Regions from separate parts of the Homo sapiens genome. Here region 2 is linked to region 1. A link is a contact called in ENCODE Hi-C or POLR2A ChIA-PET data. All regions are on one chromosome and are shown on one strand. The core of a region is the stretch at or near the end of the contact, and the rest is flanking DNA. Distances in the headings are between cores, read along the strand shown.

Region 1 (4,695 bases), core at 744-3,243:
AGAGGCCCTGAAGGAGGAAGTCACCTGCCCCTGGTTATGTGGCTGGTAGGCATGGAGCCGCAGGTGCACCAGGCACTGCAGTACAGACCCCCAGAGGCCAGGGAGCACCAGCCGGGCTTTGCAGCTGGCTTTCTCGCCCACCCTGGTATCTGCACTATCACCTGCAGACACGAAGTGTGCAACCAGACCCTGGGAGCTTTCAATCTGGAAGACCGGAGGTGGAAGCCCAAAGCTGCAGGGCCAAGTGCCCGTGCACCCCCGTTTTTGTGGTGGGAGAAAAGATACAGAAACTAAGGGGCTTCTGGGATGCTTCTTTACTTTGCGTAATGTGTGCGTTTTCAATTAAAAGTGTACGTTGATTTTTGTAATCAGATTTAAAACGAAACGAAGAAAAGTCTAAAAGCAGAAGAAAAAGAGAAGCAACAACTCGCAGGCCATCTGCTCACAGGCGTTTTCGGTGGTGAGCACCTGTGAGCCGGTGTCCCTGCCCTTACTTGGGCACACAGACTGGGTGTGGAAGGACACTGGTGCCAGTTGGGCACACAGACTGGGTGTGGAAGGACACTGGTGCCAGTTGGGCACACAGACTGGGTGTGGAAGGACACTGGTGCCAGTTGGGCACACAGACTGGGTGTGGAAGGACACTGGTGCCAGTGTGGCCCCCAGGACATTGACGACGGGTGCTGTGAGGGTGGCAGGCCACATGGGGCAGGGCGGTGCCAGCTCTTTCCTCCACGTGCGGCTTTGGGAAGCGGCTGCCTGGTGGACTTGGTGAATGTGATTTCTGTTCCTTCCAGGTCCTTCTATGGCCACGGAAGAGTGGGTGAGGGGAACACCTCTGGCTCCAACATTACTTGTTGGTTTTTTCTTCACACAAATGAAAAATTCAGCATCTCATTTAACTTAAATACCAGTTTTCTATGAAAGACAAAATGAAAAAATATATAAAAAGGTCACTTTATTTTGCCTTTTGTTTGGTATGCTATCAATGCCCTTTAAAATCCTACTATTCAAGTACAAATGCTGATGTTTACAAAGTATTTACAATTTTAGTCTTGTTCCTTTCTATCTTAAAACACAACAGCTAACTGGTTACAACAGTTAACAAAATAATAATAATAAAGGTCACAAAAAGAGAAACCCCTGTCTTATCAGGCACCAAATCTGAACAAGGGCTTGGATCCAACCTTCTGCTTCCCGCCAGGTGCTTTAAAAACAGTCTGGCTAACTGTTTTTATCATCAGAATAAACGTCTTTCTTTAAAGAATAGCAGGGCAACTGTTTCCCAGGGTCGCCAATTAGAGTCTGACAGTGTTCGGGCTGCTGCCTTTATAGTCTGTGTTCTCAAAGTTTCCAACTCTTACTTGCCGTATTGGAATGAACCCAGATTCACAAGGGGAAGGCCTAGACAACAGCTTCCTGAACGCGTACTTAATTCTTAGGTTAGAAACTTTAACCTTTAAAAGGGAAGGCCAAGAAAATAACACACTAAAAGGAGAGTTTTTACGTACACGACTAAATGAATTTAACTCAGGTCAACGGTAGCATCTAGAAGTTACTAAATTGAGTGCTACGAGTAAAAATATGTCCGTGTTTTGTATTAGGGAACAGCCAAAGGAAACACACTTGAGAGACAGGAGACCCTCACTGACGTGAGATCGGGGCGGAAACTCCACATTGCAAATATTCAGAATCCCATTAAGCTCTCCAAAAAAGCATTTGAGAGATGGTGTTAAATTCTCTTGTAGTGTTTTAGATTAATAGAGCGCTTTTACTTAGACAGTTATGTCTAGGATATTCTAAAATAAGTGCACTCAACATTTTATCTTCAACTATAAGGAGACTACCAAGATTTGGGAAAGACAAAAAAAATGAACAGGGCACACAAATTAAAACAAATGACAAAGGCAGAATTCCTAGATACTTCAGTTCTATCACATCTGCGGATGAGGAGGAGTAAAAGTTTCCACTGGGAGCCAGATGTGAGGCGCACACAGCGGCCCTCCCTCCGGCAAGCTGCGCTCTCACGGCACGTGCCAAGCCAGGGAGAACGGGTTGGTTAGAACAAACAGATTCCAGTCCTCTGCTTTGGTATGTTCAACTAACTAAAAGATTAATTTCTTCTGTTTCTTCAAAGCTTGGTTTTTACTTTTCTCCACATTTCTTATCAAGAGCTCAAGTGAGCTCCCCAGTTGATTTCACTGACTCCTGCTGTATCGCTGTCCACAGAAACCTGTGGGACAGAATACCTTCCTCAATGTCACTTAAAGTGAGAGAATGGGGAGGAAGCAGATGAAATACAATTTAAAAACAGAAAATCTTTATTGTGCCATAACTGATTTTTAGTATACAAAAAACCTAATATAACCTAATTTCCTGGACCAAATAATGTAAAATAGGCCAAAATCAAGCCACAGCACAAAGGATACTATTGGATATGGACCTTTTTGCTTTGGTGAAAACTTCAAAGTAAGGAGACACTGTCAATCAATTCCACTAAAATTGCATTTATTTTCCTGTCATAGTAAAAAAAGGAAAAACAGTAGCAAATACTGGGCTTCGTTTTCCCCCTCAACGGCACGCCTTCCACAACAGCACAGGTGGTTCTCTGCTTCACTGGCAGAACCACACAAGCTTATCCTAGAGAAAATCTGCTGTCGTAAGTCCACAAGGAAGAGTTGACTGGGCCCACCGCTATAGCCAATACTTCCAGAATCACCAGCCCACCTTCGTCAAAGGGCTGACTGTGGCAGCAAGGGGTGTCTGTCACATTCGTCCTGGCTCACTGAGCCCAGGCCTCATCGTACCCTCAGCTGTGACATCTGTACTACCATTGCCTCTGCGTGGTCCTCTGGGCCTCACGCCAGCCATGGCAGAGTGTCCCAAAGGTTCTCAGGAGCTGTTTAACACACTATGTCAAATACCAGCTTCCCCCGAAAACTGGAGATGCGTCTTGAGTGCACTGAGTTGGGCATCAGTCCCAGAAGTTTCCATTAAATGAAAGCGAATCCCATTGCAGGGTAGGGCCTGGGGGAGGCCACTGTTGGCTGCTCTTTGGAATAACAATGCAATGACTGATCATTTCCCTTGAACACAGGCCAGGAACGTGCCTTGTGTGTTTAGGTGGGTGTCAGAACATTTCTCTTAAAAGTTAAGTCATATTTTAGGAGGGAAGGAAGGAACCATATTGCCTTTCTTTGGAATGGAAAACCCATCTCGGATGATTGACTTTAGACAGGCCTTCCCCTCTGCGAAGACCACGAGGCATTTTTCAGTAAGGTATAAAGAACTAAACTCTGGCAGACACTGTGGAAGCCCACGCCTTATCTTTAGAAAGTCCATTGTATGCTCCTCACACACGGCAGACGGCTTCTGTGGCGTGCAAAGCACTACATGCTCACAAAGAAATTCTAAATGGCTTTCAGAACACAGTACTATGGCTCTAGGGGACGGGTGCGGGTGGGGACTGAAAGGTGAAATGATTTAGAGGAAGCCATGTTGTCACTTTTTCCATGAGCCACGTAGTACAGAGAACGCGGCACTCCATAAGGACCATTTGTCCTGCAGTGTGGGATGCATTTTAATAAAATGATTACACTATTTTGTTTCAATTATATCTTTCCCAGTGCTGAATCTCTTGCGTGACATGGTCCCAAGGTTCACTAATAAAGCGTTTTCTGTGAGGAAGGTAGTTTTGCTTTAGATGAGAGGCAGCCCTGCTGCCCTGACTACTGGCACGGAGGCTTAGTAGGTGTCTTTAGCCTGACAGCAGGGACCCTCATCTGTAACTTGGGCTGCTGGCTTGGGCTGTCGGAGCTGGCGGGCACCTGGGCTGGGTTGGGAGCGCCTGGAGTCTGGAGCGGGGCCGACGCCGTGGTCACCACCTGCTGCTGAATGAGTTTCTGCTGAACCACCTGGGCAGTCGCGGTCACTGCAGGGATCATCTGCACCTGCTGCCCGGCCGCCGTCGCCTGCGTGAGCGCCACAGTCTGTGGAGAAGCCTGAGCCGAGAGAGTCAGAAAACACACATTGCCCAGGAAACTCAGTCCAGGGACAGGAAAATGGACGTTCTTTGGGATGGGGAGGACTCGAGAAACTTCACTGACTATGCTTTTATGACACGGAAGAATGACCAGTCACACAACAGTATGACCTCTGGTTTCCAATTAAACACAAGTGGAAAATTAAAAGATGGTTGCTTTTAGACTAACACCAGATGCCTCTTGGGAAAAGGGTGAGAGCTGGGTCAGGGACTGATTTTGTTGTTGTAGTAAAGCTTTTAATAGAGTTTGGTTTCTTGAAATCTATATGCCAGTGTGACTTTAAACAAAATTTAGAAAGTTTAAAGCACCGCTTTACATTTAAAGCACTGTGCTAAAGAGTCATATTGTGGAGCATCAGTGACAACAGTGAAAGCGCCTGAAGGGCTTCTGTGGGAGGCAAGGCCACTGTGCCCACAGCGCCTCTGCTCAAGGGCGGGCCCCGAGCGGAGCCTGCTTGCCTGAGGCCTGTGCCTCCCTAAAACCACAGGGCAGTGTCTGCGACTTGCAGGACACACCCGCGATGATCAGTGAATGAAGGGTCCTGGGAATGAGCCCAAGGTGAGGCTCCCTCAGTATGGCTGACACAACCTCTAAACGCTTGTTCACTCTTCTCATTATTAAGTGTATCTAGTTTTTCCCCTGAAGTTAATGT
Region 2 (4,583 bases), core at 1,615-4,114, 610 kb before region 1:
CTACTCGGTTTTGGTGCCCAGCTTGGTTGCACTCAGCGGCTACAAGGTAAACCCACCCCTTGTATGGCACTCACCCGTAAACGGCATATCTCAGAGGCCCACCGACATCCAGACTTCTAGAGTTTTCTTTTTTCCGCTTCTTCTCAATCATCTGGGCCAGGAAGTTCCCAAGTGCTGACAAAATGCCACTGTGGAGAGGGAGGTCATCAGAAAACAGCAGTGACCAGCAGGAGGGTGTCCCTTTCCCATAGGTGAATTAGCAGGGCCGTTCTGAGGCCATGCAGCAGATGGGCGGGGGGTAGGAATTCTTGTTAAAGCGGCTGCAATGTATAGTTCTTGTATCAAAAGGTGGAGACGGTGGACTTAAACACACAGGTAAGGACAAGTGGCTTTCCAGTATCTATGTCAACATCCTGGCTGTGATGTTATACTATAATTTGGCAGTTTGGGAGTTGGGAAGCTGTGTGGTTATGAACGGGCAACAGGACAGCCCTATCATGACGCTGTTCTGCATTTTGACTGTGGTAGTGAACACAAGAATGTACAGATGTGATAAAACTGTACAGAACAGATACAGCTACAAGAAAAATGGAGAAATCCGAATAGGATCTGTGGACTGTGTCCACGCAATGCCCTGGTCGATACTGCACTACGTTTCACAGAATGTAACCAATGGGGGACACTGGGAAGGTGTGCAAGGAATCTCTCCATGTTAGTCTTGTAACTGTTTGTGAATCTACAATTATCACAATAAAAATTTCCATAAAAAGGTGGAACAGGCCCAGTGGCTCCCTCCAGGCCTTGGTTTGTATTTGCCTTCTGAGAAGCTCTCTGGACTATAAAATCCAAAATTCCTAGCACGGACCTAGACACCTTCTCGATCAGATCCCTGGCGATTCCCTTCACATCTCCTGCCTCTTGCTCAGGGTTCACTTTCTCCACACACAGATCTTCCCTCCCTCGGGACTGAGTCCAAGCTGCACCTCTCTCCGCCTTTCTTTAACGCCGGCCTTCCCTTCAAAACCTAACAGAGACCTTTGCCCTGCTGTTCCCTGTGCCAGGAGAGCCTCTGCTCCACTTCTTTACACAGCCTGTTCAATGTCACCTTCTCAAAACACCTTCCCTGGCCGTGTCTCCACCCGCGCCGTGCGGACCCGCGCCCCGCAGACTCGCTCCCTTGGCCCTGTCTCCACACGCTCCATGTGGACCCGCTCCCCTGGCCCTGTCTTCACCCGCACCACGCAGACCCGCTCCCTTGGCCCTGTCTTTACCCGTGCCCCGCAGACCCGCTCCCCTCGCCCTGTCTTCACCCGCGCCCCGCAGACCCGCTCCCTTGGCCCTGTCTTCACCCGCGCCCCGCAGACCCGCTCCCTTGGCCCTGTCTCCACCCGCGCCATGAGGACCCGCTCCCCTGGCCCTGTCTTTACCCGCGCCCCCAAGACCCGCTCCCCTGGCGCTGTCTTCACCCGCGCCCCGCAGACTCGCTCCCTTGGCCCTGTCTCCACACGCTCCATGAGGACCCGCTCCCCTGGCCCTGTCTTCACCCGTGCCCCGCAGACCCGCTCCCCTGGCCCTGTCTTCACCCGCGCCCCCAAGACCCGCTCCCCTCGCCCTGTCTTCACCCGTGCCCCGCAGACCCGCTCCCCTGGCCCTGTCTTCACCCGCGCCCCCAAGACCCGCTCCCCTCGCCCTGTCTTCACCCGTGCCCCGCAGACCCGCTCCCCTGGCCCTGTCTTCACCCGCGCCCCCAAGACCCGCTCCCCTCGCCCTGTCTTCACCCGTGCCCCGCAGACCCGCTCCCCTGGCCCTGTCTTCACCCGCACCACGCAGACCCGCTCCCTTGGCCCTGTCTTTACCCGTGCCCCGCAGACCCGCTCCCCTCGCCCTGTCTTCACCCGCGCCCCGCAGACCCGCTCCCTTGGCCCTGTCTTCACCCGCGCCCCGCAGACCCGCTCCCTTGGCCCTGTCTCCACCCGCGCCATGAGGACCCGCTCCCCTGGCCCTGTCTTTACCCGCGCCCCCAAGACCCGCTCCCCTGGCGCTGTCTTCACCCGCGCCCCGCAGACTCGCTCCCTTGGCCCTGTCTCCACACGCTCCATGAGGACCCGCTCCCCTGGCCCTGTCTTCACCCGTGCCCCGCAGACCCGCTCCCCTGGCCCTGTCTTCACCCGCGCCCCGCAGACCCGCTCCCCTCGCCCTGTCTTCACCCGCGCCCCCAAGACCCGCTCCCCTCGCCCTGTCTTCACCCGCGCCCCGCAGACCCGCTCCCCTCGCCCTGTCTTCACCCGCGCCCCGCAGACCCGCTCCCCTCGCCCTGTCTTCACCCGCGCCTGCGGACCCGCTCCCCTTGCCGTGGCTTCCCCGGGCGCGCGGGGCCCCTGTTGGGTCCTTGGGTGGAACCTCAGCGCCGACCCCCGGGTCTGGGCGGGCCCTCCACGCGCTGGGAGGGCGGGATCCGCAAGGCGCCTCACAATCGCTGACTGCGGACGCGGGTGTCGCCGCGGGAAGTTCAGCGCCGGGTCGGAGGGCGCCCGCTCCGGGGGTTCTGACCCGGGCGCGCCCCCAGCCTGGTCCCGGCCCGGCGCTCCCGTCCAGGCCCCGCGCCGCTGCGGCCGACCTGGGGCCGGGGCGGCGTCCGATTCCCGCGCCCCCGCTCACCTGGTGGCCGCCTTGGTGAGCACCGGGTAGAGCCGCAGGAAGAGCAGGTACTGGGCGAGCGCCCGCCGCGGCAGCGCCCCGAGCCCGGCTTCGGCCCGCAGCCTGGACGCGGCCGGCGCCATCGCCTCCCCAGCGCCGTGCCGCCGGGGGCACCGACCCCACCTCAGGCTGGCCGGGCGCGGAGCCCGAGGCGCCGAGAGCGGAGTGGGGACCGCCTGACATTTCCGGCCCCACCGCGGCCCGCAGCGCCGCCCGGTCCCAACCCCACGGTGCGCCGCGCGCGCCTACCACACACTTTTCCCCGGTCCCTGCCGGCCACCTCCCCCGCCGGGCGCCGGCGCCAATTGGAGCGCCTCGGGGGGCGGGGGAGGGGCGGAGCGCGCCTCTTGATGGACGGCGGCATTTCCGGCTCTCGCGAGTCTGGGTGGGAGCGCGCCAAATTTCTCCCCTGAAGCAGAGGTGGTAGCCAACGGCTCCATGTCTCTGAGGAGCGGCGGGCGGCGGCGCGCGGACCCAGGCGCGGATGGCGAGGCCAGCAGGTGAGGGGCGCCCTCCTGAGGCTCTCGGGCCGGCCCTCCGGAGGGTGCCATGGGGCCGTCCTCGGCTGGCGCCGCCGAGGCGGGAGGGAGGCCCGGTTCCCGCAGCCGCCCGCACTCGCCGCGCCTGACTGGGGTAGGGCGGCGCGCCCCGACCGCCGACGGAGGGGCTCGGGGCGGGCGGAGGCGCTACGGGCGCGGCTTCTTTGCGGGGAAACGAGGCGGGCCGCGCGGCCTTTCCCTGCTCGGCTCTTTCTGAGGTTTTTCGGGCCTCGCCTTCCGCGCAGCTGCGTTTGGGACCTGCCGCGCGGCGGGGGCGATGAGAGCGGCGGGACCCGGGCCAGGCCCTGCGGGGTGGACGCGCGGCTGGGGAGGGTGCGGGGAGGGGCGGGGCCGGGGACCCTGCCTGGGGGCCTAGCGCTGGGGGAGGCCGAGGCGGGCGGATCGCTGGAGCCCAGGATCCTGTTCTAGATCAGCCTGGGCTACAGAGAGAGACCTCGTCTCCTCTGTTTTATTTTTTTGGGCAGGGAGTCCCGCTCTGTCGCCCAGGCTGGAGTGCAGTGGCGCGATCTCGGCTCACTGCAACCTCTGCTTCCCGGGTTCAAGCGATCCCGCTGCCTCAGCCTCCCGAGTAGCTGGAATTACAGGCGCCCGCCACCAGGCCCGGCTAGTTTTTGTATTTTTAGTAGAGACCGGGTTTCACCATGTTGGCCAGGCTGGTCTCGAACTCCTGACCTCAGGTGATCCGCCCGCCTCGGCCTTCCAAAGTGCTGGGATTACAGACGTGAGACTCCGCGCCCGGCCCTTCTCTTGTAAAAACAAGAAAAATTAGACAGGCTGGTGGTGCGCGCCCGAGGTCCCAGCTATTAATACTCCCGAATCCGAGCCGGAGGTTCACCTGAGCCCGGCAGGTCAAGGCTGCTGTGAGCCGGGATCGCGCCACCGCACTCCAGCCTGGGCGACGGAGCCAGACCCAGTCTCAAAAAAAATAGAGCAAGGATAAGACGCGGCTGCTTGGTGGCCAGAGCAAACGGTAAACATGACCGGAGGACTGGCCTGCCATAAGCAGAAAACGGATGAGGCCCGGCGCGGTGGCTCACACCTGTAATCCCAGCACTTTGGGAGGCCGAGGCAGGAGGATCACCTGAGGTCAGGAGTTCGAGACCAGCCTGACCAACATGGAGAAATCCCGTCTCCACTAAAAAAATACAAAATTAGCGGGGCGTGGTGGCGCATGCCTGTAATCCCAGCTACGCAGGAGGCTGAGGCAGGAGAATCACTTGAACGCGGCAGGCGGAGGTTGCGGTGAACCGAGATCGCGCCATTGCACTCCAGGCTGGGCAACAAAGAATGAAACTCTGTCTCAAAAAAAAAAAAATAGAAAAAACG

Evidence for each region. A loop is a pair of places that touch in the nucleus more often than their neighbours do. ChIA-PET counts read pairs that join two places held with the same protein, here RNA polymerase II (POLR2A). Pooled maps may share reads with other maps.
Region 2: a map of naive thymus-derived CD4-positive, alpha-beta T cell shows a loop between it and region 1 (3-fold over the local background). The contact joins the promoter of PXMP2 here to the enhancer-like site in region 1. A Hi-C loop is called at or near these places in 1 of 168 maps with a recorded cell type or tissue (naive thymus-derived CD4-positive, alpha-beta T cell), 1 of 37 single-sample maps with no recorded cell type and 11 of 50 pooled maps. POLR2A ChIA-PET finds 5 or more read pairs at or near these places in 1 of 52 experiments (activated B cell).

The regions. Positions count from the first base shown.
Region 1 is chr12:132,076,707-132,081,401 of GRCh38, reverse strand. EP400 (E1A binding protein p400) reads right to left here. Exons shown (of 53, transcript NM_015409.5): 53 at 942-4,001. The coding sequence ends at 3,729. Among named protein-coding and RNA genes, the nearest start is that of SNORA49, 48 kb to the right of the region's middle. Within about 2 kb of position 1,993, at least 5 of the 41 ENCODE cell types and tissues checked have a DNase peak (open chromatin) inside an H3K27ac peak, as active enhancers do.
Region 2 is chr12:132,685,868-132,690,450 of GRCh38, reverse strand. It overlaps PXMP2 (peroxisomal membrane protein 2), which reads right to left and starts at 2,864. Exons shown (of 5, transcript NM_018663.3): 1 at 2,659-2,864; 2 at 75-188. The coding sequence starts at 2,780. It overlaps POLE (DNA polymerase epsilon, catalytic subunit), which reads left to right and starts at 3,109. Exons shown (of 49, transcript NM_006231.4): 1 at 3,109-3,197. The coding sequence starts at 3,136. RefSeq lists a silencer at 2,349-3,658.